Regions from separate parts of the Homo sapiens genome. Here all the other regions are linked to region 3. A link is an interaction called in ENCODE POLR2A ChIA-PET data of the cell type or tissue named here. Cell type or tissue: GM12878. All regions are shown on one strand.

The links. ChIA-PET counts read pairs that join two places held together with the same protein. Peaks named below come from ENCODE experiments on the same cell type or tissue, not always from the same donor. Only the 100,000 strongest peaks of a DNase experiment are listed, where the experiment ranks them.
Region 1: POLR2A ChIA-PET joins it to region 3 with 5 read pairs; 1 of 35 experiments calls an interaction of 5 or more read pairs at or near these places.
Region 2: POLR2A ChIA-PET joins it to region 3 with 5 read pairs; 4 of 35 experiments call an interaction of 5 or more read pairs at or near these places.

What each region holds. Positions count from the first base shown.
Region 1 is chr5:111,505,957-111,508,456 of GRCh38, reverse strand. It overlaps STARD4 (StAR related lipid transfer domain containing 4), which reads left to right. Exons shown (of 6, transcript NM_139164.3): 2 at 1,015-1,128; 3 at 2,078-2,127. The coding sequence starts at 1,024. Among named protein-coding and RNA genes, the nearest start is that of STARD4-AS1, 5.0 kb to the left of the region's middle. In GM12878, no CTCF peak of the experiment used is centred here; no DNase peak of the experiment used is centred here; H3K4me3 peaks cover 1,704 bases; H3K27ac peaks cover 341 bases.
Region 2 is chr5:111,471,586-111,474,085 of GRCh38, reverse strand. It overlaps CAMK4 (calcium/calmodulin dependent protein kinase IV), which reads right to left. Exons shown (of 11, transcript NM_001744.6): 8 at 700-775. Among named protein-coding and RNA genes, the nearest start is that of STARD4-AS1, 39 kb to the left of the region's middle. In GM12878, no CTCF peak of the experiment used is centred here; a DNase peak (open chromatin) is centred at 1,281.
Region 3 is chr5:111,253,344-111,255,843 of GRCh38, reverse strand. The region is part of intron 1 of CAMK4 (calcium/calmodulin dependent protein kinase IV); the gene reads right to left. Among named protein-coding and RNA genes, the nearest start is that of CAMK4, 30 kb to the right of the region's middle. RefSeq lists enhancers at 656-705, 866-1,135, 1,356-1,445, 2,254-2,343, 2,484-2,500. In GM12878, no CTCF peak of the experiment used is centred here; DNase peaks (open chromatin) are centred at 983 and 2,440; H3K4me3 peaks cover 1,306 bases; H3K27ac peaks cover 2,500 bases.

The sequences.
Region 1 (2,500 bases), 250 kb before region 3:
AGTGAAAAGTAGGAATTATGCTAAGAAATTGGTGCCCTGGCACCAAAAGAAGACAAAGACCAAGTAATTCTTGTTTTGAGACAATAACATATCAACAAAATAAGGGCCTACTATGTGCCAGGCAGTGTTCTAGGTGGTGGAGTTATAGTGGTGAATAAGAAAAGGACCTCTATGCTATTAGTTAGGAATGAGGTGGTCAAAGAGTAGAATCATACACCTATAAATAAGTTATTATATTGTCAGATAATGATAAGCACTATGAAGAAAATAACGATGTAATAGTAACTTAAGAAGGCTTTATGAAGGATAGGAGGTTTAAACTGAAATTGGCATTACATTGTTATTAGTGATGCTAAGATTTGGGATCTAGCCGTATCAAAGACCACAAGTCAGCGATAAGCTAGCCTGTTTGAGGGACAGAAAGAAAACCAGTGTAGAATACTGTAGACAATGAGGTATGATGGTGTTAAAAGGAACCTATTCTTATTAAGGGCAATTCCAAGCCTTTTGACTTGAGAACTTGGGCTCAATTGCCATTTTAATAGTAAATTGTTAAAATGAGGAATACTGTGACAAATTGAGGGAAGCCAGGGGAGGCAAGAGATTCCCTTTAGGCTTGAAGCTTTAAGTAGGCTTCTGGATCTGGGATTTTTGAGCTCATTGAAACAAAGAGGACTGGAGGTAAATGTTTGAGAGTTAACAGCATATCTATATATGAGATACAATTGCTTCCCCTTCCTCCTGTCTTCTCTTCTACTTTCTGTATGAGTGATTTTAATTGTAAAAAATATGTAATTCTCACCTCTGGCTATGGGTTATTCATCTTGGGAGCAATTAGAAAAAAACTATGCCCGGGTCCTACTCTCAGAGATTATGATTAGTTGATTTGGGGTGAGGGTAGCTATCTTTTATAGCTCTGGTAGGTTATTATATTGTGAAACCAGATTCGAGACCCACTGGCCTATTGCCTCAAACTGTGGTATTTGCTGATGCTAATCTTGGTCTCCATAACAGAGAGAAGTAATGGAAGGCCTGTCTGATGTTGCTTCTTTTGCAACTAAACTTAAAAACACTCTCATCCAGTACCATAGCATTGAAGAAGATAAGTGGCGAGTTGCTAAGAAAACGGTAAATTAGTTCAATTACTTATATTTGGGGTATATCTTCTATCTAATGAATTGGTTGATGACTTTTAAAATTAAATGGAACAATATGGACAAAGACCATACTTTGGATGGATATGCAAGAAAAATAATTGAGCTAATAAAGTTGATAGTCTAATGTCACACAGAGGAAGAAATGCATCAGTGGTAATCCTATACTGCTTTCATTAGCTCTTTGGATATTAGACAAGAGAATAGGCTCATGGCAACTAGAACCTAAAGAATGGCCTCTTAAGTCAGCAAATAAAATGTATCATTATTAATTTAAGAAAGTGTAGTACTTGAGAGTTTGGAATAGTTTCAGGTATATCAAAAAGCCTATGAAGGTAGCTAGTTAGTATTCCTTTTTACTAATGTGACTTGCCCAAACTATTACATAGGTGACTTGAGTGTTGCTAGAACTAATTCTAGAACCCAGGACACTTCTAGTTAAGTGCTCTAGCTATTCTGATATTCAGAATTACTTGGGAAATGATGAGGAAAAAATGTAGGGACAAATTCATGTTAACACTGTCGTAATAAATGTGAATTGTTTAATTTTTTAAAAGTTATGAACAATGTCAGAATGAAATAGTGTTCCTAGTGTTAGAGTCTGAATGCATCAGTAATGGTAAATAGATAAGATTGGACTAAGATAGTGCCATCATTGAATCTTACAGTGTTTGGATATCATTAAATACTACTGAAAATATTCTTTGGAGGTCTGTAATTTAAGTACAATGTGAAGAACTTTAGGATACAGAAGAAATTCAAATACAAATCCTTTTATGGTATAGATGACTTTTATGTATTCTGAAAATGTACTGGTTTTATTTTAATGCAAAGACAAATTCTATAGACTTATAAAATTATCAGTTTTGTGTCTAGGGTTCCACCTATGCAATTATTACCATATAATGTTTTTATTTTTCTAGAAAGATGTAACTGTTTGGAGAAAACCCTCAGAAGAATTTAATGGATATCTGTAAGTAACTTTTTATAGACTTACACAGCTCTTAAGACATTTCAAAACTTATATCCATTGTCACTAAGTAGTCATTGCTAGTAAGATTTAGCTTTTTAAGAGTTCTTTAACTTTTTTTTTTTTTTTTTTTTTTTTTGAGACAGAGTCTCACTCTGTCACCCAGGCTGGAGTGCGGTGGCACAATCTCGGCTCGCTGCAACCTCTGCCTCCCGGGTTCAAGCGATTCTTCTGCCTCAGCCTCCCGAGTAGCTCGGATTACAGGCACCTGCCACTGTGCCTGGCTAACTTTTTTTGTAGTTTTTAGTACAGATGGGGTTTCACCATCTTGGCTAGGCTGGTCTTGAGCTCCTGACATCCCGCCTTGGTTTCCCAA
Region 2 (2,500 bases), 220 kb before region 3:
ACAGTATTCTTCCATCTCAGACGCTCTTCTATTTGGTTGATTTTTTTCATCACCACCTGCAGTTCCACCATGTCTTTGGCAAATTTCATGAAACTCCTTATTTCTTATTAGACAGGAGCTCAGGAATGGATGTGGGGATACCAGGGATTAAAATATTTCACTCATTTTTTTTCCCAAGAAATTTGTGTAGGGTGTTAAATTTAAGACCCTTGAAAACCTAACAGAAATAAGAAACAAAATTGATAGCTAAAAATGCATTTAAAATATTCCTGATAAGAAATATACCAGTTTGGAATTGCTTAAGAAATTAAATAGTCATTTGCCCATTTAAAAGGACTAAATCTAATAATTTCATATAAGATGCAAATAAGTAAAACAAGAGCAAGTTTACACAGCTGGTCTTGGGCTCATATTCTTTACTAGTGTCAAGTAATAAACTGTTCCCTAAATCTGCTGTATATTACATAGTGGATATAGACATAGGAAAGCCCTGGACAAGAATTCCGGTCTCAAGAAAATTCCAAAATAAAAAGCAATGTTCATTTTCAGGAAATTCTATCACTAACTGCATTTAGTATGTAACAGAAAATCACAAAAAGGCAAAAAGTAATCTTTATGGTTTTTATGAGCATTAGAGGTATCTAGAAAATGTCACAGCAAGGTAAATAGTTTACATAAATATTGCTTTTCTTCACTTACAAGATGTAGGTGATTATTCCTACAGACCACATGTCCACCTCAGGTCCATAGGCACAACCTCTAAGAATTTCAGGTGCTGCAGAAAAAGTGAAAATTGTGTTAAATTAGAGCTTAGTCAATATTTATATTTTAATATCAAGCAATGGGAAAGAAATAAATTCATCAAAACAATTTCTGAACAGTTTTATAACCAATCTTCTCTCCCCAAACCACAGTATGAAGCTATAAATACTTATGTCTATTTTAGTAGGAGAGATTATAGTCTATCTGTTTTGGGATGCATAAAATAACACTATTAACTTTAATATTCTATGTCAGAATATCATGATACTGCTCAAATCAAGTAGATAGAGCTGTATGTATGCTACAAAAGACGCAATACTTCAAAGGGAGTTTTGTACATAGAAAACAAAGAAATGAAAGTTAAGCATAACAAGGGAGAAAAAAGTCACAAGCATGCTGCCTTGAGATCTAGACCTGCTGGGAGCAGGGTGTGTCAGCGAGTGTGTGGGTCTGACAGTGTGCAGGGTGGGAACCAGTGTAGGTGGTGAGGAGGGTTGACAAGTATCTAGTCTAGACGGTTGCAGCAGGAGCTAGGAGGTGTCCTGGCACATGTCCTGGCATTGAGAGATGCATGTAGGTCTCCAGAGAGCAGCTGATCCCAATCAGCTTGAGGTCATGAACTGAGAAAGGGGAACTTATCTGTGCACAGTGAAGCAGCTTGTATTAGTTCTGCCCGCTGTTGTGAAAAAGGAAGGCTTTCTCAGCCATAAAATAGCCCTGGTGTGGAGAATAGCAGTATCTTTTATATTTTTATTACCTTAGATTTGTGAAAATGGGTAATTAACTGGATCCAGGCACTTTCCCTGAGTACTAAGGGTGTTATTTGTTTGCCTAATTAACAACAGAAGAAAAGGGAAAGTAAGAGCCCCACCATCTATGGAGAAATAGAGCTCAGGCCTATTGTCCAGAGTGGCCTTTCTTGATTTTGAACACAAGTGCGGCAGGTGCCAGCAGCGTACTTGAAGAAGGAGCTTCTTGATTAATGCTGATGGCTGCTTGAGGAAGGCCTTGGGGATGAGGACACCATACCATTCTCTGGGATAGGGGTTGGAATGCAAGTAAACAGGATTCTCTGTCCATGCTGGCTGGAAATGTCACATTCAGTGTTGCCTATCAAGATGAGCTCTGGGGCTGGGCACAGTGGCTCACACCTGTAATCCTAGCACTTTGGGAGATCGAGGCAGGTGGATCACCTGAGGTCAGGAGTTTGAGTCCAGCCTGGCCAACATGGTGAAACCCTGTCTCTACTAAAAATACAAAAAAATTAGCCAGGCATGGTGGTAGGTGCCTGTAATCCCAGCTACTCGGGAGGCTGAGGCAGGAGAATAGCTTGAACCCAGGAGGTGGAGGTTGCAGAGATGGCGCCGCTGCACTCCAACCTGGGCAACAGAACAAGACTCTGTCTCAAAAAATAAATAAATAAATAAATAAATAAGTGAGCTCTGGAGGGAGGCTATCCTCATGGGACTGTGGATTTACCATACAGGAAGGAATACTGTGGGCATTCCACTGACCTCTTCCCTAACTATCCCTTAACTCTCATCATGTTCCAATTTCCCTGTAGAAGCTGGGTTACATAAAATATGAGGAGTCTTCAAAAGGTCATGGTAAATGCATATTATAAAAAATTATGCATGAATTTCACAATTTTTTGTACCAAAATAAACTTGTACTAACTTGTCATAACATGTCCAAACAGGATCTAGTCTGAGACACTAAAAAGGCTAAGACTTCAGTT
Region 3 (2,500 bases):
CATTTTAAGCGGTATAAAACAGTGGTGAGCAGGAAATGGGCATTTAATTAGAACATCATCAGAGACTCCAAATAGCCATAAAATGATGATACAATGAATCCATAAATGCAAAGCTTCTGAGACTACAAAGACAAATAATGGAGGCTTTGCAAGAATGGTCTGGGGCTTCGGGTATGCAAACACACAATTCAGCTGCTGTTTCCATTCCCGAGACAGGCTCAGCTAAGGTTGTGACAAAATCATGACTCTAAAAGTCAGCAATAAAGATCTTAGGGAACTTTAGATCATGGCTTTTTTAAAGCTTCACTGAATTTACACAAACTCTGACCTAGCTGAAGTTGTCAGCAAAGATAAACAGTTCGGTAAACTCTACAAAGAAATGTACAGAAAAATCAGAAAATCAGCCTACTACACACAAAAATAAACTTGCTGGGCATGAATCCAAGAAAACCCACTCAGATTATCATAAAGATCACTGAAAACACTTTCTGTTTGTAAGGAGAAATATAATTGCTTGATACTTGGGAAGAGTTTTTCCATTCATAGCTCACCAAAGTGAGCAGATCCAATGGAAGTGATGATGGCACAGGATGGGCAGACCAAAGTTATTTATAAGGCTCAGGAACCAGGGCTTCATGGCCATCAACAGTAGTTCAGACAACATGCAACTACAAAATTAGACCTTCAAACAATGTCCATCAGAAATGTACTTCAATTACACCAGGGAATTTTGATACACAGCCCAGTTTAAACACCACATAAAACCATTCTTTTTTTTTTTTAAGTACTAAGTAAAAGTTGGACAAAGTATAGCTTTAGGAGTACTGGGATTTTGTTGGGTTCTTTTTTCATCAATGAGCTCACTGTGATGCTACTGCCATGAGGTGCTTCACATTTCCCCCCAGCATCTGATGTGGGCCTCATCACAGTATTTGCACAGACTACAGAAACAGCTCCTCCAAACCACAAAAGTCCCCAGGGAAATCCCGAGAACCTGACTGCAGTACCCTTTTTACCCAATGATCCACACATACTTGGCTAGTTTCATTTTTATCACCATCACTCACAGAAAGGCAGGTGCCTAATGATGTAGAGCGGTGTGCATGATGCATTGATGGGGGATTAGCAGAAACAACTCCTTCGCCTGGGGGAGCTGGCAATCAGGTGGAAATGTACATACTCAGGAGTAGATGGGATGTGCAGGAAGATTTCTGTGAATGCTGAGAGAAACTGACCCCTTGGTTCTTCAGTTTCCTTCTCAATATGTTAATTTCTTCACATTCTGCATGAACATCATCTCTGACACACTTTAAAACTTGTATTTTGATATTAATATTAGTTTCTGGCATTACAGAGTGTGAAGGCATTAAATGAGGTTAGCAGGTCTGTTCCCTGTGTTTTACAAGGGTGTCAACCCTCTCCACCTCCAGGAAGGGATTCTGTGCAGACATCTGGGATCATCTCACAGCGCACACTGCCATGGCCACGTGGCAGCAATCTCTGCCAGCCTCCCAGAGGGTCTTGTCCACAGTGACTTCCCTTTGGGTGTCAGTGCCCCCTACCCTAAATTCATTTCCTGTCAGTTTCTGTCTTTGTAACAAACTTATAGACATTAATGAAGCAGGAGCAGAGCTGGTTATACCCTAGAAGGCAGAACAAAGGCCCTTGCCCTCAAGTTCCAAAACAGACCTTTTAAGAGTAAAATTTGAGTCACTTCCACATCCATGTGCGGGAATAATCAAGACAATGATAATTTATTCTGAGCTTCTATTTTTCATAAACCAGATTCAATATTCAGATCTTAAACTATGGTAGTTTTACCAGAGTTTTATTTCTGCACACAAAAAGATTTCTGAAATGCTTTTTCCAGGTGAAAAGAAAATGCTTATATATAACATTACAGATAATTTATAATTTAAATAATTGAAATTTATTTGGGAATGGTTTAAATAGTGAGTTGACTTGTCATTATGTAACCAAATGAAGCTGATAATGACAGTCTTATCTCAGATGAAGAAATATCCATGTGCATATATGAATATCAAATTAGAAAATTAAAATGGAAATTTTTGTCTCACTTACTATTGAAAAATGAAAGAAAAGCCTGTATATAATATACTCAATAACCTCTCAGTAGCTAATCTTTTCTGTTTTTCACAAAATGGAATAAAGTCAACATCATAAAATTGTAGCTAAGCATTTTAGCAAATGCACCATGTACATTTGTTCATTTCTGTTCTCTTCAAAAAATTGTCTTTCATTTTTCTCAACATGGAAGCTGTCAGCTATTTTGATATGGCATGGTGCTTCTCTTTCTGCTTCTTTTTAAATGAAAAGTAAGAAACAGAACATAAAACAGTATTGGAGTTCCCCAGGTGACATGACTGAGAAAACCAAATGCTGACCATCTGTTGCAGCAGAACAGCCCAACCCTGTCCGGAACTGGAAATGTCTCTCCTCCCAGGTTCCGGGGCAAGCAGGGCAGCCGGCACCTGCTGCT